2 separate regions of the Homo sapiens genome follow, and region 2 is linked to region 1. Evidence: chromatin loops called from intact Hi-C (ENCODE). Cell type or tissue: upper lobe of right lung. All regions are shown on one strand. Links, peaks and the distances in the headings refer to the core of each region. The heading gives the core; the rest is flanking DNA. Region 1 overlaps DHRS7B (dehydrogenase/reductase 7B). Region 2 has its middle 15 kb from the start of TMEM11-DT.

What was found. Hi-C counts contacts between places; a loop is a spot of excess contacts. Peaks named below come from ENCODE experiments on the same cell type or tissue, not always from the same donor. Only the 100,000 strongest peaks of a DNase experiment are listed, where the experiment ranks them.
Region 2: a loop joins it to region 1, with 4 times the contacts of the local background. A loop is called at or near these places in 25 of 110 quality-filtered maps.

What each region holds. Positions count from the first base shown.
Region 1 is chr17:21,158,487-21,170,129 of GRCh38, reverse strand. The region is part of intron 1 of DHRS7B (dehydrogenase/reductase 7B); the gene reads right to left. Among named protein-coding and RNA genes, the nearest start is that of DHRS7B, 37 kb to the right of the region's middle. In upper lobe of right lung, for the core only: a CTCF peak has its summit at 5,754; no DNase peak of the experiment used is centred there; H3K4me3 peaks cover 412 bases; H3K27ac peaks cover 4,220 bases.
Region 2 is chr17:21,223,263-21,234,905 of GRCh38, reverse strand. It overlaps the pseudogene RN7SL426P. Among named protein-coding and RNA genes, the nearest start is that of TMEM11-DT, 15 kb to the right of the region's middle. In upper lobe of right lung, for the core only: no CTCF peak of the experiment used is centred there; a DNase peak (open chromatin) is centred at 6,571; H3K27ac peaks cover 655 bases.

The sequences.
Region 1 (11,643 bases), core at 1,387-9,386:
CAGAAAATTACAGCAATTGACAAAAGGCAAGAGAAGGCTCCAGGCAAGGATAGCTTAAAACTTGCATGTAATAAGCTGGTTGAGGGGTGGGGGCTTGGGAAGAGTTCAACCCGGCTGGATGGCTATTTGGTAAAAGCTTTTTTCTCACTGCAATCCCAGGTCTTTGTACCAGGTAGGTCTCAGGGTAGGACCACCCTGCCTTGTCCAGAATGGCCCAGGGCCCAGCCACTGCCCAGGATGAGCTTGAGGTATGAAAGGGGTGGGGGCCTCAGCTCAGGGAAGGATAGTAGGGCTCAGCCTCTGGGGCCGGGACCCAGAGCCCCACTAGGCGTGTTGGGTGGAAACCCCTCCGAACACTCCTCCGTGGGCCCCTGGAGGCCAGTGCCTGTGAAGTCCACCCAATTTCAAATTGACAACCTGGGGCTGAGGCACAGTGCCACCGAGGTCATGGGGGTCAAGAGCCAAGTATGCAGCCTGTCGCTTCTCAAAACTCAGAGACCACTTGAAAAACACTAACTGCAGCACAACAGCGGCAGTGCAGGGGTCATGAGGATGAACCCTCAAGCCAGCCTGGCTTGGGTGACACCCTGGCCCAGTCACTTGGCAGCCTGGCAAAGGGGCCTCACTGCCCTGGGCCTCAGTGTCCTCGCCTCTGAGCTGAAGTTGTGAGAGGACCTCCCTCCTGGGTTTGTTATGAGGTTGGATGAATTCATCTGTACACAGAGGGAACACAGCTGCCACCAGCATCATAATGACCACCATTAACTCAAAGTTCCTGGATCAGGACCTCACCTCCCAGCAATCCGACTCCCAAGACTGTCTGAAGGGACCCCTGGCTTGTGAAGTGTGGTTCTTTCCAAATAAAGGAAGCTCATTAAATGTATTAAGTGTCCAATGTTGTTTAACTTCTATATTTTCATAAACCTTTCAGTTTAATCAAATTAACAAATAGGAAAAAACTCCACAACATTGGCAGAAGTCAGGCTCTCATGTCCCAAGTTTTGTGTTAGAAAATGTGGTTATCAAGGCCAGCAAAGCAGGAGAGAGCAGACAGGTACTAAAATGTCCCTCAACCCCGTCTTCACACCCAGGGAGGAGCAGGATGAAAATAAACCAGCCCAGCAAGGCTCCCCAGTGGAAGATGATTAAAGTTCCCAACAAATTGCACTTTCATGCAACCTAATTAAAACTCAAGCCAGCAATCCATGACATGAAGAAAAGAGCGAAAACTACACACCGTCTTGTACACTTCTGGGATTCCTTGAGCACCTGACACAACATCACAGGCCAGCCTTGGTCTCCTGGCCCTGGAGACCACTTTGCCTGAGGCAAACATGGCGCCGGGTGAATGGGATCCATCCTTGGCCCGGGCCGCTGTCTGTGGGGAGAGCGCATGTCTGCATTCAGTCTGGTAAAGTGCTATCGAATCAGAATGCAAAGCAAATTAAAAGCCAGTGCCAAGGCCAAACGCAGTGCCTCGCGCCTGTAATTCCAGCACTTTGGGAGGCTGAGGTAGGGGGATCGCTTCAGCCTGGGAATTCAAGACCAGCCCGGGCAACATGGTGAAATCCCGTCTCTACAAAAAACACATAAACTAACCAGGTATGGTAGTGCACGTCTGTAGTCCCAGCTTCTTGGGAGGCTGAGGTGGGAGGATTGCTTGAGCCTAGGAAGTTGAGGCTACAGTGAGCCAAGATTGCACCACTGCACTCCAGCCTGGGTGACAAAGTGAGGCCCTGTCTCAAAAGCAAACAAAAAACAAAATCCAGTGCCAACTCTCCCCTGCTAACAAAGAATGACCATGGTGGGAAAAGACACCCCAGAGTGAGCCATTTATCTGAGAATCAGGTTCAATTCCAGCATAACTTTCCTGACTAGATGAAGTTGTTCATATTGATAATCCCGACTCTTTCCAGAGTTTTTCAAACTCTGAAAGCCCTCCTAATAGTTCTTCCACTATGCAGGGCATGTGGCCACACTGCTGGGCCTTCTTGGGTTCTTAGAGACAGCTGTGCCAACACTTTCCTAGCTTGTCTTTGGAAGTCAGGATGACCATGAGAGCTAGCCATGGAAAGCCCCACCACCTTGCTGTGGTGTCCAGGGCTTTCTACCAGCTAAAAGGACAGCTTCACAGTGGAAGAAAGGAACAGTGTTCTAGCTGGCCACATTTCCAGATTAGGAAATAAATCTACATAAAGCAAGGTCAAAGGGAGGCCTGTTTTCTTTGAAAATGGCATACAAGAAGGATTTATATATATGTATAAACTTTAATATATTTATCAATCATGCATTTTATACCAAAATCCTTATTAACTGCTAGTTTCAGATATATAGCCAGATCATGGACTGAGAAGGCAAGATTGATGGTATAAAAAGGGACTGGGAAAAAATATCTGGCTCACGATTTTCAGCATTTGGAGATCAGCTTGTAGAAAGAAGGGACAGAGTCTGTCTAGCACCACTGTGAGCCATGGCAGAAAGCAGGACAGAGACATGGGGAGAGAGAGTGAAGCCAGAAAAAGAAGGTGAGAGCCCCTCAAATAGAAACCATAGTGCACACGGCATCTGGAAGCAGAGGGCACCACCTACACATGGAATGTGTGCAGTCATAGTCACACTCTTAGTCCTTGGGCAAGAGACCTGAAACACAGTCTCACACTGATGAGACTCACGAACTGGCGTGAGGAAGGGAGAGAGCTCAGGGGCTCACATATTAATACTGTCTGCTTATATTTTCATCCCTTGCCAGATCCATGAGCTCTAGACCCAGGTTAAAAGAGTGCAAAGGTAGCAAAGTCCCGCTAAGGGTGAGGGTTCCTTGGGCCCGGGCAGCCAGAGTTCGGGGCTTCTCTCTGTGATTCTGCTGCTCCTTTACTTTCTGCTGAACCCACCACTGTGTAACTCCCTCACATCCATTTGTGCAGCTCATCCACCCTTTAAAGGGCTTCTGGAACCTCAAATTAGACATGAGACTATCACCAAGAAATCAACTCTGAGCACAAATGTCACCCTTTATGTCATCCATTCCATTCCTTCTACTTTGGCCAAAATTCTCCCTTGCATTTCACAGACGGAATCCGTTCCTAAGATTCCTTTCTCTCGAGCATTTTTTTTTTTAAAGAACTGTTAACAAAAATAGGTTGTTGGAAGCTACTCAGAAACCACATACAGAAATTAAACTACTAACAGCCACATCTGAGAATCAAAGGAGGGGATCTCAAAACCCACCAAAGTTTTTTTTAAAAAGAACAATTTCAGGTCTGTAAGAAGGATTAGCCATGAAATAATTTGCCATGTTACACACAAGAAAATCAGGCTAAAGGGCAGAGAGGAGTTCCAACTGGAAGGAAAGACACTGAAATCACACGGCAAGGAGTGGCTTAGTATTGCTAAAGCAGTTAGGATCCTGCTCCCACAAACCTACACGTACTCTTTTATTTTATAACCAATGGCCAGTTCTAATCAGCTGCTCTATTTAAGGTGACATAAACTATGGGTCATGCTTATGACCCATATCTTGAAATATATCTGAAAGCTTCTGTCATTTTCAGAAAGTAAAGGCAGGGTCAAACTGCCTTTTTTTTTTTTTGGTCTCAAATGTCTGAGAAGCCACATTAAGGCCGCCTTCGACTGGAAAAAAAAAAGAACAATATCCTACCTCAGATGGCAGCTACCTTGCCAGTGGCGGTTCCTGGCGCCAGTGTCTTCTCTGGTCTTTTGACCTGGGCCAGAGGACACCTTCAGGTCAGCAAGCCCTCCCTGGAATGCCTGAACAAGCCACGGCAGAGTGGCCTGTGGGGTGTATTTTCAGAAGCCAGCCTTCAGCTCCCTGGTTTAAAAGAGTACAGGCTGGCTTTAGTAAAAATAAAACCTGAAGGAAGGCTGGAGATTTCAGACCAGGCTCCTGAGTGTTCAATCCTGGGAAGAGCAGCCACATTGAAGTGAGCTCTGCTCTCCAGTAAGATGCCAAGCACATGCTTCCCGGCAATCCTGTGAGGGGGGGCGGAGAAAGGTGCCAAAGCCCAGCCCCGGGCCCTGTAATATGATGGCACAGGAGTGCGGTGACAATGAACAGGAGGCAGAGCCCGCGCCAAGTCTGTCTGTTCATTATGGCCTAAAGCCCTCCTTATCAATTATAGCACTTACTATGGCTACCTAGGAACTTGGACACACACAATTTTGGTTTTTAATGTGGTTTTTTTTTTTTTTTTTTGGAGACGGAGTCTTGCTCTGTTGCCCAGGCTGGAGAGCAGTGCCGCGATCTTTGCTCACTGCAACCTCCACCTCCTGGGTTCAAGTAATTCTTCTGCCTCAGCCTCCCGCGTAGCTGCGACTACAGGCGCACGCCACCACACCTGGCTAATTTTTGTATTTTTAGTAGAGACGGGGTTTCACCATACTGGCCAGGCTGGTCTCGAACTCCTGACCTTGTGATCTGCCCACCTCAGCCTCCCAAAATGCTGAGCCACCACGTCCGGCCTTAATATGCTTCTTAAAGTGAATTTAGATCAGGCGCAGTTGACTCACACCTGTAATCTCACCATTTTGGGAGGCCAGGATGGGTGGACTGCTTGAGCTCACAAGTTTGGGACCAGCCTGGGCAACAGCGAAACCCCATCTTTACCAAAAATTAAAAATTAGCCAGGCATGGTGGCACGCGCCTGTAGTCCCAGCTACTTGGGAGGCTGAAGTGGGAGGACAGCTTGAACACAGGAGGTGGAGATGGTGCCATTGCACTCCAGCCTGGGTGACAGAGTGAGACCCTGTCCCAAAAAAAAGAAAAAAAAAGTGAATATAGTGTTACCAGAAGACACTGGAATAATGTCACTCTCTTTCCTAGAAAACACACCAGAGCCCCAGGCCCCCCGCACCCACCCCTGACAGAAACTGGACAAGGCACTGACTGTGGTGGTGAAGAAGAGAAAACACCAAGCCAGCATGGGGGAGGGGGACAAGACCACCATGCTGCATACTTGCTGTGCAACACAGGCAGATTCATTCACTACTTGAAACTAAGCACACTCACCTCAGAATGGGGATGATCGCTCCAATAGGAAAATGCATAGGAAAGCACTTTGTAAATATGAAAATCTTGAACAACTGTGCTGTTGAATCATAAACTGACTGAAAAAAGGCAATTCCCAGAGAGGATTTCAGAAACGTTCCAAGCAATAGCAGCCAAGCTGGCAGCTTTAAGGGCTCGTCATGTTTGAGTATGTTTGGTAGAAAGACCAACCGTATTCCTTCACACCCACACCAGGGATCACCTCAGATCCTGGATGTCGTGCACTCATCCACTCAACTACACTTCTCAAGTGCCCTCTGGTACCAGGCACTGGGCTAGGGCTGGGGTGGAGGGCAATGAACGAAGGAGAAAAGCTGTCTGACCTCATGGAGGCAGCCCCTATGGAAGACTGACAATATACAAAGAAACACAAAAATTAAATAATTGTGATAATGAAAGAAACAATCAGTGTGAAACAACACAGAGTAGTGGGCTGTCCAAAGTACAAGCCTTGCCTGAAGACTTCATTCAAAGTCAAAACAATTCAAACTGCTGTGCTGGCCGAACACCGCACCTGGCCGAGGCCACTGCTGGTTTGTGACTCCTAAATCAGATTATTGTCTTTAAAAATTACATATAACAACAGCAACAAGACAGACAAGATGCCAACATAAATATGAGGTCAGAAATCTAGGAGTTCAGGAATCTAGTTTAAAAGGAGATGCTACAGCGTCAACTAGAGTATCTAAGAGGAACTATCTACAGGCATCAGTTTCAGAAACTTAATTAAGCAAGGCTGGCCCAGTGGCTCATGCCTGTAATCCCCAGCTACTCAGGAGGCTGAGGCGGGAGGACTGCTTGAGCCCAGGAGTTTGAGACCAGCCTGGGCAACAGAGTGAGACCCCGTCTGTATAAAAAAAGTGAAAAAAGTAGCCAGGTGTGGTGGCATGCACCTGTGGTCCCAGCTACTCAGGAGGCTGAGGTGGGAGGATTGCCTGAGCCCAGGAGTTTGAGGTTATAGTGAGCTATGATGATGCCACTGCACTCCAGCCTAGGAGACAGAATGACACCCTGTCTCAAAAAAAAAAAAAAAAGCACAACAATTGACAATATCTGCACTCAAGATTGAGCAGCATAGCCAGGTGCTGTGGCTCATGCCTGTAATTTCAGCCCTTTAGGAGGCCAAGACAGGAGGATCACTTGAGCTCAGGAGCTTGAGACTGGCCTGGGCAACATGGTAAAACCCCGTCTCTACCAAAAATACAAAAATTAGCAGGGCATACTGGCACATGTCTGTGGTCCTAGCTACTTGGGAGGCTGAAGTGGGAGGATCACTTGAGACCCAGAAGTAGAGGCTGCAGTGAGCTGTGATCACACCCTAAGGATGTGGAGCTTGGATATCAGTGAATCAACAAGACCCAGCCCCTGATGCCACTGTGTGTGTGGACTAAGCCAGTGAGGAGAACAATCAGTAACAAACATTTAATTACCATGTGGCAAGGGCTACAAGGAGGCCACCTGATGCAATTTTAAGCACCTAGGTAATCTGGTCATTTATATTGCTTTTCCATCCACTAAAATGCCTTATAACATTTCATGGGATTTTCTTCACGGCGGCATTGAAGTGGGGACAGAAGAGACCTCATTACTAACACTTCACTGCAAGCAGACTCTGGGAGATTTGTAGCTGAATAGAAACACAACAAAAGCAGTTTTACTTTCTGATATGCTTTTTAAAGGGAACTCAATTCACTGAAATAGAGTGGTCAGCACAAAGACTCAAGAAGTAAAATACACAGAACTGAAAAAAACTCCAGAAGTAAATGTCCCCCTAGTGTCCTGACAATGTACCAAAGCCGTTTCTAATTTAACTTGATTATTTAGATTATACCTGTGTTTTTTGTTTTTTGGTTTTTTTTGGTTTTTTTTTTGAGACAGTCTTGCTCTGTCACCCAGGCTGTAGTGCAGTGGCGCGATCTCGGTTCACTGCAACCTCTGCCTCCCGGGTTCAAGCGATTCTCCTGCCTCAGCCTTCTGAGTAGCTGGGATTACAAGTGCCCGCCACCACAACCAGCTAATTTTTGTGTTTTTAGTAGAGACGGGGTTTCTCCATGCTGGCCAGGCTGGTCTCGAAGTCCTCACCTCAGATGATCCACCCACCTCAGCCTCCCAAAGTGCTGAGATTACAGGCGTGAGCCACTGTGCCCGGCCTAAACCTGTATTTTAAATGGTACCAAGCATGTTCAAGAAATATTAAATAATAATTTTAAGAGCCTTCATTATAGAAAACACTCTCAATGCTAAATACTTTTTGATAAGTAGAAAGCAGAAGAAAAATTGGGTCTCTAGAAGTTCGTTCTTGCCTGCTGTCCTCTTTGATAACTCCTATCCAATCTTCAAGTCCTGCTTGGGCACCATCTCCCTGAAACCTTTCAAGCCACCCAGCAACCCTGCCCTCCATATCTGGACAGGGTTAATCACTTCCTTTTCAGTGTAGCCTCCATAGCATCTCACAAAACATCACAATGATTTCCCTTCACTGCCACGTGCCTCCCAAGACAGCAGTTCTCTGAGGGTCTGGCCTTTTATTCTGACTCCCACACCATCTATGTGGTGAGAACTTCATAAATGTTTGTTGAATAAGATTGTATCATGGAAATAATCTAATCCAATACCATCAGATTACAGAAAAAAACAGAGCCCAGATGTGTTGTTTTATTTGCCTACACTCAGTATTAAACAGAATCCTGAAGAACAAATGTTCTCACAGTCCATTTTAACTATTTGCCAGTTGCCATAAGAAAAGCAAACATTCCTGCAGCTTTATCTCAGCAAAATATCACTAAAACGAATTACGGCAAACAAATCACATCCCAGAGCAAAAGTATGTCATTCGCTAGGGATTAAACATTAAATGTTGCTTAATTTCATGTAGTCTCATGGTTGAAATCATAATACTTTGAATTCTAACAAATTCCTGTCTTGGTTTCCTCACAAAGTTAGATAAATCATCATGTCTCTGTTGGCTCCCTTTCTCTCAGACAAATGTGCCTTACTGTAATTTATCTAGGATGATGGCTCACCCTGAATTCCAAGTTATTTTTAGAGCTGTGTGAAAAACATTTTTGTGAAATTTAACTAGAAAATGCTCTTTATTCTAAGGGAGGTTTTGAAAGTTTATATAACAACTCTCCTGAAAACGTTTAGTACACTGACTTTTAATGCCAGCAAACACAGAGGAGGAAGGGCACATGTGGGAAGAACTGACTGGGAAGCAAAGTGTCATGAGCTGAGAAGGCTGTGCCACTCCCAACATCTATGATTTCATTTAAAAATAGCCTAGCAGGTGCCCTATCACTTTCTTTTACCAAGCGTCCTAGCAAATATTTCCTGAGGACACGGCTGTGTCTCTTTCGGACAGTCATACAGTAAGTAATCAATCTATTTCACCCACTGTTAGATTTCCCACTTTTCTTCACAGATACATGTCTTCTCTTCTTATTTCTCTCACAAGGCCCTCTTCCTGGGGATTCAAGATAATGTCTGGAGTCATTTCCTTTTAGCCTAAAGGACTTCCTTTAATACAGCATTTCTTGAAGGACAAATCTACAATCTACCAATTATCTCAGTCTTTGTTTATATGGGAATGTCTTTATCTTACCTTCAATTTTGAAGGATAGTTTTAGATACAGAATTTCATGTATATTCTTTGAACATACTGTTCTACTGCCTCATAGCTGCCATTTTTTTATTAATAAAATTTCTAAGACAAACTTTAGGTACACAGGAAAACTGAGCGGAAAGTAGAGTTCCCATACACCCCTGTGTCCACACAAGTACAGCCTCCCCCATTATCCACATCCCTCACCGGTGTTACACTGTTAAAACCCATGCGCCTATGCTGTCACATCATTGTTACCCAGAGGGCAAAGTTTACATTAGTGCCCACTCTCAGTGCTATGCATTCTCTTGGTTTGGACAAATGTATACTGACATATATCTATCATTGTAGTTTCATACAGAATAGTTTCACTGCCCTAAAAATCCTCTGTGCTCCACCTATTCATCTCTCCCTCCTCCCCAACCCATGAACCTTTAACTATCTCCACAGTTTTGCCTTTTCCAGAATGTCATATACTTGGAAACATATGGTACATAGCCTTTCCGGATTGACTACTTTCACTTAGTAATATACATTTCAGTTTCCTCCATGTCTTTTCATAGCTTCATAGCTCATTTTTTTTTAGTACTGAATAATATTCAGTTGTCTGGATGTACCAGAGTTTATACATTCAAAGACATCTTGGTGGCTTCGAAGTTTCGGCAATTATGAATAAAGCTGCTATAAACATCTGTGTGCAGGTTTTTGAGTAGATATAGGTTTTCAGTTTATCTGGGTAAATATCAAGGAGTGTGATTACTGTGGTGTATGTTAAGAGTACATTTCATTTTGTAAGAAACTACCAACTGTCTTCCAAAGTGGGTATAGCATTTTGCATTCCCACTAGGAATGAATAAGAGTTTCTATTGCTCCACTTCCTTGCTAGCATTTGGTGATGTCAATGTTCTGGATTTTGGCCATCCTATTTAGTGGTGGTATCTCACTGTCATTTTAATTTGCATTTCCCTTATGAAATATGATGCAGAGCATCTTTTCATATGCTTATTTGCCACTTGTATATTTTCTTCACTCAGGTCTCTTCAGATCTTTTGTCCATTTTTTTTTGTTGTGTTGTTCATTTTTAATTTTTTAAATTTTTTTATTTTTGAGACAGAGTCTAACTTTGTCACCCAGGCTAGAGTGCACTGGCATGATCTTGGATCACTGCAACCTCCGCCTCCTGGGTTCAAGCGATTCTCCTGCCTCAGCCTTCCGAGTAGCTGGGATTACAGGCCCACACCACCATGCCCGGCTAATTTTTGTATATTTTTTAGTAGAGACGGGGTTTCACCATGTTGGCCCAGCTGGTCTCGAACTCATGACATTGTGATCTACCCACCTCGGCCTCCCAAAATGCTGGGAATACAGGCGTGAGCCACCACGCCAGGCCTAATTTTTGTATTTTTAGTAGAGACAGGGTTTCACCATGTTGGCCAGGCTGGTCTTGAACTCCTGACCTCAAATGATCCACCACGTCAGCCTCCCAAAGTGCTGAGATTACAGGCATGAACTACCATGCCTGGCCCTATTTTTCATTGATGAGTTTTAACAGTTCTTTGTATAATTTAGACAATAGTCCTTTTTTTTTTTTTTTTTTTTTTGAGACAGGGTCTTGCTTTGTGACCCAGGCTGGAATGCAGTGGCTCACTGCCACCTCAACTTCCTGGTCTCAAGGGATTCTCCTGCCTCAGCTTCCCAAGTAGCTAGGACTATAGGCACACACCACTGTGACTAGCTAACTTTAAAAAAATTTTTGCAGAGACAGGGTCTTGCCATCTTGCCCAGGCTGGTCTCAAACTCCTGAGCTCAGTGATCCTCTCATCTTGGCCTCCCAAAGTGCTGGGATTATAGACATCAGCCACCATTCCAACTGATAACAGTCCTTTAAAATGTGTCTTTCGAAAATATTGGCCGGGTGCGGTGGCTCACGCCTGTAATCCCAACATTTTGGGAGGCCAAGGCAGCAGGATCATGAGGTCAGGAGCTTGAGACCATCCTGACCAACACAGTGAAACCCCGTCTCTACTAAAAATACAAAAAAAAAAAAAATTAGCCGGGCGTGGTGGTGCACTCCTGTAATCCCAGATACTCAGGAGGCTGAGGCAGGAGAATCACTTGAACCCGGGAGGCGGAGGTTGCAATGAGCCAAGATCACGCCACTGCACTCTAGCCTGGGCGACAGAGCAAGACTCCGTCTTTAAAAAAAAAAAAAAGAAAGAAAGAAAAAGAAAATATTTTCTACTAGTCTGTGGTTTGTCTTCTCATTCTCTTGACACAGTCTTTCTCAGACTAGAAGTTTTTAATTTTAATGAAGTCCAGTTTATCAATTATTTCTTTCATGGATCATGCCCAAAAGTCACCACCATACCCGAGGTCATCAAATTTTCTCTTATGTTATCTTCTAGCAGTTTCATGGTTTTGCATTTTACATTTAGGTCTATGATCCATTTTGAGTTAACTTTTGAGAAAGTTGTGAAGTCTGTGTTTAGATTTTTTTTTTTTTTTTGCATGCAGATAGTGTTTCAATCTGCTGAAAAGACTATCTTTTCTCCATTGTCAAACATCAGTTGGCTCTATTTATGTGAGTCTATTTCTGGGCTCTCTATTCTGTTCCATTGATCTACTTGTTGTTTCACCAATATCACTGTCCTGATTAATGTAGCTTTATACTAAGTCTTGGAGTCAGGTAGCGTCAGTCCTCTAACTTGTTTCTCCCACAATATTGAGTTGGTTATTCTTGGTCTTTTGCCTTTCCACATAAACTTTATAATCAGTTTGTCAATATCCATAAAATGACTTGCTGGGATTTGGATTGGGATTGCATTGACTCCATAGATAAGCTAGGAAGAAATTATATCTTGACATTATTGAGTTGTTCTATCTGTGAACATGGAATATCTATTTAGTTGATACATTTCATCACAGTTTTATAGTCTGCCTCATTAAAAAACCTGTTCATACTTAATGTCTTTTTAAT
Region 2 (11,643 bases), core at 1,702-9,701, 64 kb before region 1:
ACACTTTGGGAGGCCGAGGCAGGCAGATGACGAGGTCAAGAGATCGAGACCATCCTGGCCATCATGGTGAAACCCTGTCTCTAATAAAAATACAAAAATTAGCTGGGCATGGTGGCATATGCCTGTAGTCCCAGCTACTTGGGAGGCTGAGGCAAGAGAATCACTTGAAACCAGGAGGCGGAGGTTGCAGTGAGCCGAGATCGTGCCACTGCACTCCAGCCTGAAGACAGAGCGAGACTCCATCTCAAAAAAAAAAAAAAGTATGTTAGTCATTCCTTTGGTGTACAGTAAGGTATTGTGAGACAGAGACGCACTCAAGCAAGATATAAACAGTGTGGAAATAGAAGAAAGGGAAATATGAAGAGTTTGAGGCCTTGTAGTGTTGGAAAAGTGAACTGTGAATGGATCTCAAATAGCAGGAAATAAAAATAAAAAGGTTTTAAGTAGCAAAGGCTCATTAAAACTCTCAGGTCTACAAAGGCCTTAATCCTGCAGCAAGGATCAAATGAAGTGGGTGGTCTTGCCCCACTAACTGTTGAGATGTTCTCAAGGTCAGTGTCAGTACACAGACAGACAGAGACAGCAGAGACAGAGACATGGGAAATAAGGAAGCAAAGAAATAAAGCTGCTGGAAGATGACAGTAGAAAAGTACCTCGGGTGTGGTCACATGGAACTTATTGGAAGGAAAACTCCCTAAAATCTGGAGGGAATTGTATTGCCAAAGACACCACAAGCCTGTCATTGTAGAACAAGCCTTGGGCCTCCACCCTTGTACAGGCAGGAAAAGAGCTGCAAAAACCATGTGGTCCCCACCTCAGATGTTGCCACGGAGAATACTGGATGAGGAGGGGCCTCCCAGAAAGCAGAGATGGGAAATCCCTCCACGAGTAGGACAGGGAGCTTCACAACACCGCCAGTCAGATTCTGCAATTGTGGTGTGGGGGCTGCTGTGTGTCCCTGTTCCCCCTTCCCTAATGAGAGCTTTAACTGCCCCCAGTCAGTTCAGAGGGAGCAGGAACTGGATTTTACTTGGAGATCACGGGATGGTACTAGCGGAGAGCATGGAATGTTCCAGGAGATGCAGGGCCACAGGCAGAGACAGATGGAGTCTGGGGTCATCCCTCTGGGGGAGGGTGTGATAGAAGAAAGAGCACACTGCTATCTCGTTGCCAGAAAGAAAGACTGTTGTGAGACTCATAGTGAATCATTAAAAATCCATTTTCTGACCTCCCTGGATACACAGACTATTTCATAGTCTCCCCCTGCAGTCAATTGTGAGCAGAGGTGGACTGAGGCTTCTAAGAGTGGGAGGGCTCCTCCCTCACCTCTGCTTCCCTTAAACTGGCTGGATAGAGAAGGGGAAGAAGACAGTTGGAGCCTGGGTCCCTGAATCACCGCGTGGAGGAAAGCTATCCACTGGCAAGAGACACCTACTTCACACCACAGTGAGGAAGAACCAGACTGAACTGCATCTTAACTATGAAGCATTTCTCAGCCCATTTGCTCCAGCAGCTGACAACGCCCTGACAAACACACAGGCCATGGCCAGGGATCTAGACTTGACGCTGAGGCTCCACTAGAAGATTCTAAGCAGAGAAGCAGTATGGTTACATTTATTGTTTTAAAAGAATTATTGTGGCTAGGCCAGGCACAGTGGCTCTCGCCTGTAATGCCAACACTTTGGGAGGCTGAGGTGGGAGGATTACTTGGGCCCAGGAGTTGGAGACCAGCCTGGGTGACACAGTGAACCTCTATCTGGAAAAAAAAAAAAAAAAGAGAAAAGAAAAAATATATAACTGTGGCTGGGATGTGGAAAAAGGATGGGAGGGATGAAGGCTAGAGGTAGGAAGGCAGATTAGAAGGCCGTGGCAGATGCTAGGTGAGAGACGATGACGTCCTGCACTATGATTGGGGCAGTAAGGAGAGAGAAAATGGGTAGGTTTGAGAGCTGACAAGTGGCAGGGTCAGGACTGGAACCTGGGTCTGCCTGGGCAGAAGGGGGTGTATTGAGGTGTGTGTGGTGTATTATATGCGTGGCCCCCAGACTCCATCTCTGCTGTGGCCGAGTCAGGCCAGAGTCCATCACTCCTCACTTGACCTTTTGGCCTGACTGCTGTCTTGCCCCCTGTGGGCTCCATGCAGCAGCCAGAAAGAGCTTTCTAAAACCTCAATCACATCGTGTCTCTCTCCTGCTCAAAAGTCCCCAATGCCCTCTTATTTACTGCATGAAGGATAAAACCCAAGGGCCCCAATGCTGCCTCTGCTTACCTATGTCCCTCCACTTCATCACACTTCAGCTGCACTGACGTTATGTTCATCAACTCTTTCAAGCTCATTCCTGCCTCAGGGCCTTTGCACATGTGTTCCCTCTACCTGAAATGTTCTTCTTCTACATATTCTCCTAGTTTGCTCTTCCTTGTCGTTTAAGTCTGTTTTAGTTAAAGACATGTTTAGCTGCTAGAAAAGCCTAACCCACAGGGCATTTCATTTATCTCATGTATCATGAAGCCTGGAGGATGAAGGTCCAGAGTTTGTGCAGTGGTGCAATGATGTCATCAAAGGCCTAGGCTCTTCTCAACTTCCCTCTGCAGCATCGTTGCTATGTTGTTTTTTGTCCTCATGCTTCTTGCCTCATGGTCACAAAATGGCTGCTATGTCTCCAGGCATCACACCCATATTCCAGACACTGCCTTCCCTGACCTCCCCATCTAATGCTGGCTCCCTAGGCACTCTATCCTATTACCCCATCTTATTCTGATCCCATATCACTACTTGGAAGTTTCCTACTTGTTTCCTTGTTTGCTGACTATCTCCTGTCACTTCAATAAAAGCCCCACTAGGGCAAGGGGTTTGATTTCCATCTTGTTCATTGCCAAATTGCCAGACTGCCAAATTGCCAAAGCAATTTCATTTCCATCTTGTTTACTGCCAAAGCCCAGCCCTGGCACAGTATCAGGCACACAGGAAATGCTCAATAAATATTTGTAGACTGCATGAATAATAAAGTCCCCCAGCTGGCTTGGTGCCAAAGGCAGGACTCAAACCTGGGTCTCCCACCTTATGGTTCTGGGAATTTCCTGGTGTATCCTGATGCCTCCTTGCCACTCTCTGTGAGGAATCCAGGCGGTCCTGAGCAGCAGCCAAACCCTCGGCAGTCTCCAGCCATGTGAACAAAGAGCCTGTGTTTTGAGGCCCAGTGGAGAGAGGGAGAATCCCACCACTAGCGTTTAGGGAGCGCTCCCTGCTCACAGGTGAGCATTTCTTCAGAGGCACGCCGGCTGGCAGGCCTTCCTAGATAGAGCAAAGCCCCAAGTTCAATGGCACCCCTCACCTGCTGGGAAAGAGCCTCCCTCTTCAAGGATCTTCCAGTCACCTGTGTAGGTGAAGTAGGGCTCAGCTCCAGGCCAGCACGCCCCTAACTCCAACAAATGCAGAGCCCAGGCACCGAGATGTAGGGAGGCAGCCAAGTCTATCTGGAATTTTATAATATTTTGGCTTTGGTCTTCATTGTATTTACTTTTGCAGTTACCTGCACATGATACAGGTGTTCCATTTAGGTGGCTGCACAGAGCTTCCTTTTCTAAATAAAATATTTATTTTTTGAGATGGAGTTTCACTCTGTCTCCCAGGCTGGAGGATGGTGGCACAATCACAGCTCACTGCAGCCTCAACCTCCAGGGCTCAAGCAATCCTCCCACCTCAGCCTCCTGAGTAGCTGGGACTACAGGCATGCACCACCATTCCCAGCTAATTTTTTGATATTTTGTAGAGACAGGGTCTTCCTGTGGTGCCTGGGTTAGTCTTGAACTCCTGGGCTCAAGCAATCCACCTGCCTCGGCCTCCCCAAGTGCTGGGATTACAGGCATGAGCCACCACGCCCGGCCAGTTTCCCTTTTAAATAATATGTTTCAGTGTTCAAAGAATGAACCCACTTAAGAAAAATATTGAGTGGATGAAGGGTCCAGCGTGATGGCAGGGCTCATTTCTAAGCAGAGAAAGAAGGCGCAGAAGCAGGGGTGGCTATTCAGGGCCACTGCAAGCGCATGATGTCACTGGGGCCAGAGCCCAGACCACCACTTACTCTTCATCCAGCGCTTGTCAGCCCTAAGATCAGAGATGCCTGGGCCAGTCTTGCGCCAGATGACCCATGCAGCTGACCACCATCATACCATCCATGGCAACGTGTTCCATGTGGACAGGCTGCCTCCCAGAAATGGCCTGTCCTGCTGAGGTCATGTTAGTTTCCAGGGGCAGGGAGGAGGGTGCTGCTGCAACAAGCTTCCATGCCTGCCCCACTGGGTGCCCTGGCGCAAGCATACAAGTGACAAGTGACAGCACTCATAGCCCTGGAAACAGGACCCTTTGCACTTTCCACAGGAGCTCCACCTGCACTGGAGAGTAAGGACAGCCAGGCCCCACAGCTGCACAGCCAGGAGGGAACCAGGCGCTGCTCACAAAATGCCTGCATTTCCGTACGAGCGTTGCTTTTAGAATTTAATGCACAAGGCCCGGCGCGGTGGCTCACGCCTGTAATCTCAGCACTTTGGGAGGCCGAGGCGGGCAGATCACGAGGTCAAGAGATCGAGACCATCCTGGCTAACACGGTGAAACCCCGTCTCTATTAAAAAATACAAAAAATTAGCTGGGCATGGTGGCGGGAGCCTGTAGTCCCAGCTACTCGGGAGGCTGAGGCAGGAGAATGGCGTGAACCCGGGAGGCGGAGCTTGCAGTAAGCCAAGATTGCGCCACTGCACTCCAGCCTGGGCAACAGAGTGAGACTCCGCCTAAAAAAAAAAAAAAAAAAGAAGAAGAGAGATAATCTGGAGTCTTGCCATAACATGATCAACATATTGAGCACCCCCGCCACACTTTTTCCTAAGATGATGATGCTTTTTACTTTTCTTGAGGTTTATGATGGGATCAAATGGAGATGGAAGGAAGGGTCATGACTGGGCCTTGGCCAGGGGTGACCAGTAAGACTGACAGTGCTCCTTTCTTCCTTTCTGCTGGGATTCCCCAGGATGGCATTCTGCTAATCCAAAAAGCAATGTGGTGAGGCTTCCAGATTAACAGTTGACTGAAGATTATATATTAGGGCTTCCTCACTCCAGCCTGGGCGACAGAGCAAGACTCTGTCTCAAAAAAAAAAAAAAAAAGAATTTACTGCACAAATAAGCCTAGCACAAAGCAGGTGCTTATAAGTATTAGCTGAAAGAAAGATTTTTGAATGAAAAAAATGGAGAAAACTACACTTTTTTTTCATTAAAAAATGGTTAGCTGGGTGTCGTGGGGCACACCTGTAGTCCAGTCACTCGGGAGGCTGAGGCGGGAGGATCACTTGAGCCCAGGAGTTCTGGGCTGTAGTGTGCTATGCCAATCAGGTGTTCACACTAAGTTCAGCACCAACATGGTGGCCTCCTGGGAGCAGGGGACCACTAGGTTGACTAAGGAGAGGTGAACCAGCCTCTGCTGGAAACGGAGCAGGTCAAAACTCCCATGCTGATTAGCAGTGAGATCATGCCTGTGAATAGCCACTGAACTCTAACCTGAGCAACACGAGACCCCGTCTCTAAAAAAAAGAGGGGAAAAAAAAGAAAAATGAAAATTAAAAAAAAAAAAGAATAAACGTATCAGATCACACCCTTCCTAAACTCGTTTTGGTCCCTGTAGCCGAAGGATGTCAGAGGGCAGCTCAGTGCTTCTCCCTACAACACACACTACCCTGTCTCAGCTGACCCCAGGATGGGCAGAAACCCAATCTGAGCTTATACCTAGGAGAGCAATTCCACCAGACACCACTGAGAACATTCCAGAACAAATAAGGATAGGAGTTTGCTGGGAGGATACAGTGACCTGACAGGCACTGGCCCACTCTATAGATAGCAGTCGCTGGCTGGGCCTTCCCTGCTCTCTCTGGCCCTGGGCTCCCCTCATAGTCTCTCAGGAAACCCCTACCTGCCATCACCTTCCTTTTCCTTTTCCTTTTTTTTTTTTTTTTGAAACAGAGTCTCAAAAAGTCAGGCTGGAGTGCAGTGGTGCAATCTCAGTTCACTGCAACCTCTGCCTCCCGGGTTCAAGTGATTCCCACGTCTCAGCCTCCGGAGCAGCTGGGATTACAGGCGCCTGTCATCACGCCCGGCTAATTTTTGTATTTCTAGTAGAGTTTCACCATGTTGGCCAGGCTGGTCTCAAACTCCTGACCTCAAGTGATCCGCCCGCCTTGGCCTCCGAAAGTGCTAGGATTACAGGCGTGAGCCACTATAGCCAGCCACCTTCCTCCTTAACTCTTGCCCACCACCCATGCTTGGCACAATCCCCTGTACAGAGGACCAAGCTGGAAGAAACCTTCCATAATTCAACTCCTTTTTAAAGGAGAGAAACCAAGGCCCCAAGGTGGGGTGACAGGTTAGGGGCAGGTGGGACAGAGACCCAGGTGTCCTGAGCCTCAATGCAGGACTCCTGGCCACAATGAATGCACGTGTGCTAGACCTGGGAGGCCTGGAGCAGCAGGAAGGAAGCAGGAAGAGCCAGCCGACTGGCAGGTCAGTACAGAGGCGGCCGCCCTGGCCTCACTGATGCACAGGCCCAAGGCAGCTCCTGAGGGCAATTCCAGGTTGTGCCCAACCCAGGCTGCTGTAGACAGGTTCAAAAATGTGCAATGTCAACACAGCTCTGACTCCTGCCACTCTGAGCTGCCAGGGAAAGTTCCAGAGTGATCTGGCTGGGGAGCCTGTGTCTGGGTGAGGAGAGAGTGGCCCCCAGGCAGGAGCTGACAGAGGTGACAGAGGTGGTGAACTCCCTTCTACTGAACTTTCAGACAATAGAGACACAGGTGTGAGGGCAACAGGGCCCCACTGCTCCCCTCCAGATGGGGGTGCTGAGGTCTGGAAGACTCTTGGGGCCTCTTAGGAAGGCCTCTGTAACCTCCTAATCTCATTCACTCCTAAGCCAGGCACCAAGGGCTCACTACGCTGAAACTCCCTGTTCCAAGTCACCTGCCTGAATGACTCCACAGGATACACCGTCTCTGATGGCACAGGGTCTCTCCTTACTTTTGGACTGATGTTCTCACTCTGTCACTTTGCAGTGCGTTGAATGGTGACCCTCAAAGTGACATGCCCACATCCTAATTCCTAGAACCCGTGAGTGCCACTATATTTGGAAAAATATCTGTCAATGTACTTAGGTTAAGGATCTTTCATTACGATGATGATTATTTTGAGACAGGATATCGCTCTGTCGCCCAGGCTGGAGTGCAGTGGTGTAATCTCAGCTCACTGCAGCCTCGACCTCCTGGGCTCAAGAGATCCTCCCACCTCAGCCTCGCAAAGTGCTGGGATTACAGGCGTGAGCCTCCACACCCAGTGAGATTAAGGATCTTGAGATGAGGAGATCATCCTGGATTATCTGGGTGGGCCCTAAACCCAACCAAGTGTCTTTATACGAGGGAGGCGGAGGGAGAGTTGAGACCAAGAAGGCTGACGTGCAACCATGAGGCAGAGGCTGGCGTGACAAGGCCACGAGTCCAGGCAGGCCACAGCCACCAGAAGTGGGAGAGGGAGGGAGCATCTCTCCAGAGCCTCTCAGGGAACACGGCCCTCCCAGCACCCTGATTTCATTCTTCTGAACAAATGCTTGCTGTTTGAAGCCACCCCATTTCTGGTCATTTGCTACAGTGGCCACAGGAAGCTAAGACCTGTCGCCCCCCCAATCCGTGGAAGCAAATCCCAAATTATTCCCATGCCCCCTGCTGTTCTCCCTCGCTGGCATCTTTCTTGCCTCTCTTCCCGCATACCATCCTCCTTCTTCTGACTCCGCCTTCCCAGGCTATGTAAGTCCAGGAGGCCTGGGGACCTGTGTCCCCTCATCTCCACCAATTCCTATCTTCTCAGGCATTTTCTTTTTTCTTTTTTTTTTGAGACGGAATCTTGCTTTGTCACCCAGGCTGGAGTGCAGTGGCATGATCTTGGGTCACTGCAACCTCAGTCTCCTGAGTTCAAGCGATTCTTCTGCTTCAGCCTCCCGAGTAGCTGGGACTACAGGCATGCGCCACCACGCCTGGCTATTTTTTGTATTTTTAGTAGAGACAGAGTTTCACCATATTGGCCACACTGGTCTTGAACTCCTGACCTCGTGATCTGCCCGCCTCGGGCTCCCAAAGTGCTGGGATTACAGGTGTGAGCCACCACACCTGACCTTTTCTCAGGCATTCTCTCCCAACTCCAACCCCAAACCACAAGATGAGATGCAGCCTCAAAAGGCAGCTTCTTTCTCCATCCGGAAGAGCAGAGACGCCTTGGGCCCTAGCAGGGAGGCGAGGGCTGGTGGGACAGGCATTTGGTCCTGGCTCCGCTGCAAGCTTACACTGGGGCCCCAGGGTCATCTTAGGACCTCCCTAGGCTTCGCTGGGTTTCCTCTGTGGAAATGGGAAAAGTCACACCAGATCCCCCCGAGGCCCCTCCGAGCTGCAGCGTTCTCTCTAAAGAATTGGAGAGAAGTTTCTAGGAGTCCCTGGGTTTCAGGATCTGTGAGATACTCTCCAAGTGCAAAACCCCACAGAGAATTTGGAAGAGTCAGTATGAAGAAAAATAATGTTGGCTGGGCGCAGTGGCTCACTCCTGTAATCCCGGCACTTTGGGAGGCCGAGGTGGGCAGATCACGAGGTCAGGAAATCGAGACCATCCTGGCCAACATGGTGAAACCCCGTCTCTACTAAAATACAAAAAATTAGCCAGCCGTGGTGGTGCGTGCCTGTAGTCCCAGCTGCTCAGGAGGCTAAGGCAGAGGAATCGCTTGAAACTGGAAGGCGGAGGTTGCAGTGAGCCGAGATTGCACCACTGCACTCCAGCCTGGGCGACAGAGCAAGAGTCTGTCTCAAAAAGGGGGAAGAAAAGGGGAGGGAAGAGGGAGGGGAGGAGGAAGGGAGGGGAGGGGAGACAAGGGATGTTGGCTGGGTGTGGTGGCTCACGCCTTTAATCCCAGCACTTTGGGAGGCCAAGGCAGGTGGATTACCTGAGGTCAGGAGTTCAACACCAGCCTGACCAATATGGTGAAACCCTGCCTCTACTAAAATTACAAAAATTAGCCAGGTGTGGTGGCTTGTGCCTGTAGTCCCAGCTATTCGGGAGGCTGAGCCAGGAGAATCACTTGAACCTGGGAGGCGGAGGTTGCAGTGAGCCAAGATCACACTACTGCATTCTAGCTTGGGCGAGAGAGAAAGACTCCGTCTCAAAAAAATAAAAAAAAAGAAAGAAAGAAAAAGAATGTTAAAATATCTCAAATTCCTTTTTAAATTATTATCATACTTTAAGTTCTAGGGTACATGTGCACAATGTGCAAGTTTGTTACATAGGAATACATGTGCCATGTTGGTGTGCTGCACCCATCAACTCATCATTTACATTAGGTATTTCTCCTAATGATATCCCTCCCACTGCCCCCGACTCCCACCGGCCCCGGTGTGTCATGTTCCCCGCCCTGTGTCCATGTGTCCTCATTGTTCAACTCCCACCTATGTCTCACTCATAAATTCTAATTGACATGATGAAATGATACTTTTTGGATATATACTGGGTTAAGTAAAATATATTATTAAAATTAACTTCAGGCCAGGCGTAGTGGTTTATGCCTGTAATCCCAGCATTTTGGGAGGCCGAGGCAGGTGGATCACTTTAGGTCAGGAGTTCGAGACAGGCCTGGCCAACATGGCAAAACCACATCTCTACTAAAAATACAAAAATTAGCCAGGCTTGGTGGCACATGCCTGTAATCCCAGCTGCTTGCAAGGCTGAGGCCAAAGAATCGCTTGAACCCAGGAGGCGGAGGTTGCAGTGAGCTGAGATTGCGCCACTGCATTCCAGCCTGGGCGACAGAGCAAGACTCTGTCTCAAAGAGAAAACATAATTTCACCTCCTTTTACTTTTTAAGTGTTGCTACTGGAAAATTGTGTTTGTTCTGGAGACAGTCTCACTCTGTCGCCCAGGCTGGAGTGCAGTGGCGTGATTTTGGCTCACTGCAACCTCCGCCTCCCTGGTTCAAGCGATTTTCCTGCCTCAGCCTCCCGAGTAACTGGGACTACAGGCACACGCTGCCACTCCTGGCTAATTTTTTGTATTTTAGTAGACACGGGGTTTCACCGTGTTGCCCAGGTTGGTCTTGAACTCCTGACCTAAAGTGATCCACCCACCTTGGCCTCCCAAAGTGCTGGGATTACAGGCATGAGCCACCATGCCCAGCCGCTGCTGGAAAATTTTAAAGGACCTTTGTGAGCAGCACAGTATCTATCCTGTGGCTCTCTGCGGTGGTCTCCCTCATCTCTGTCCCACTCATGCCAGGGCCCCTGGCATGTGCTCTATGGAAATGATGTGTGGATGCTGCCCAGATATCTCCAGGACCTGCTATTTGTTGGTCTGGGCTGGGGAGGTAGACCAGCAAGGGGCCAGAGAGTTCGGTTTAAGTGTACCCAGGTGAGCCCGGGGGTTTCCATGGCTGGGACAGATTTTGCTCTCATGGTCACCTTTTTCTTTAAATTTAGGTGAAATTCACACAATGTACAATTAATCATTTCAGAGTACAATTCAGTTGCATTTGGTGCATCCACAATGTGGCACAGCCATCGCCTCTATCTACTTCCAAAACATTCTCATCTCCCAAAAGAAACCTCATTCCCCCGAGAAGCCATCCCCATTTTCCCTCCTGCCCCCAGCCCCTGGCAGTAACACATCTGGTTTCTGTCTCTGTGGATGTGCCTGTTCTGGACATTTCCACATTGTTGTAACCATACAATATTTTATTTTGTGTCTGGCTTCTTTCACCCGGAACAATGTTCTCAAGGTGCCTCCGCAAGGTCCATGGACCGGAGCTCCACTCTCCTTTAGCTGAATCACATTGTATCATGTGGCTGCACCTCCTTGTGTGTATCCATGTATTCATGGACGCCTGGGTGGATGCCTCTCCTGGCAATGGCAAGTGGAGCACACAGTCTCTAAGCAAAACCTACGAGACCGCCTGGGTGCTGTCTCAGTGATGGCTGGCCCTGCCCATTCCTTTTGCAACCCCTAGGAATCCATCATCCTACTGGGGTTCCCTTGTCCCTCCAGCCATCACATAGGGTGGGACAGGATTGAACATAGCGTCAGACCCTCATTTCCATCGCCTTCTACCCAGAGTCAGCAATGTATCCAGCCCCAGCTCGTATCTGTGTGCTCTGCCCTCTGTGTCTTGGGCCTCGGGCTGCCAAGGAAGCTGCTCCCCTTCAGAACCCTTGAGCATGGTCCTCCACCAGTCTGCTGCCCCAAAACCTTGGGACACAGAGCCATGTCCTCACCCTGTAGTGTCCTTGTCCCAAATCAACCTATTATCTCCAGCTCCCTCTCAGTCTTGCAGCTTCTCAGAAGAGGGACAGGTGAGGTGAGACAAGCCTGTCTTCATTTTGAGGCCTTGATCCAACTGGGAACGGGGGTGCTAGGGACTGAATTGTGTCCGCCTAGAATTCCTGTGTTAAGGACCTAACTCCCAGGACCTCAGAATGGGACTGTACTTGGAAACGGGGCTTTTAGGAGGCAACGAAGGTGCAATGAGGCCACAGGGTGGCATCTTAATCTGACAGAAAGGGTATGCTTATAAGGAGAGAACTCTCTGTG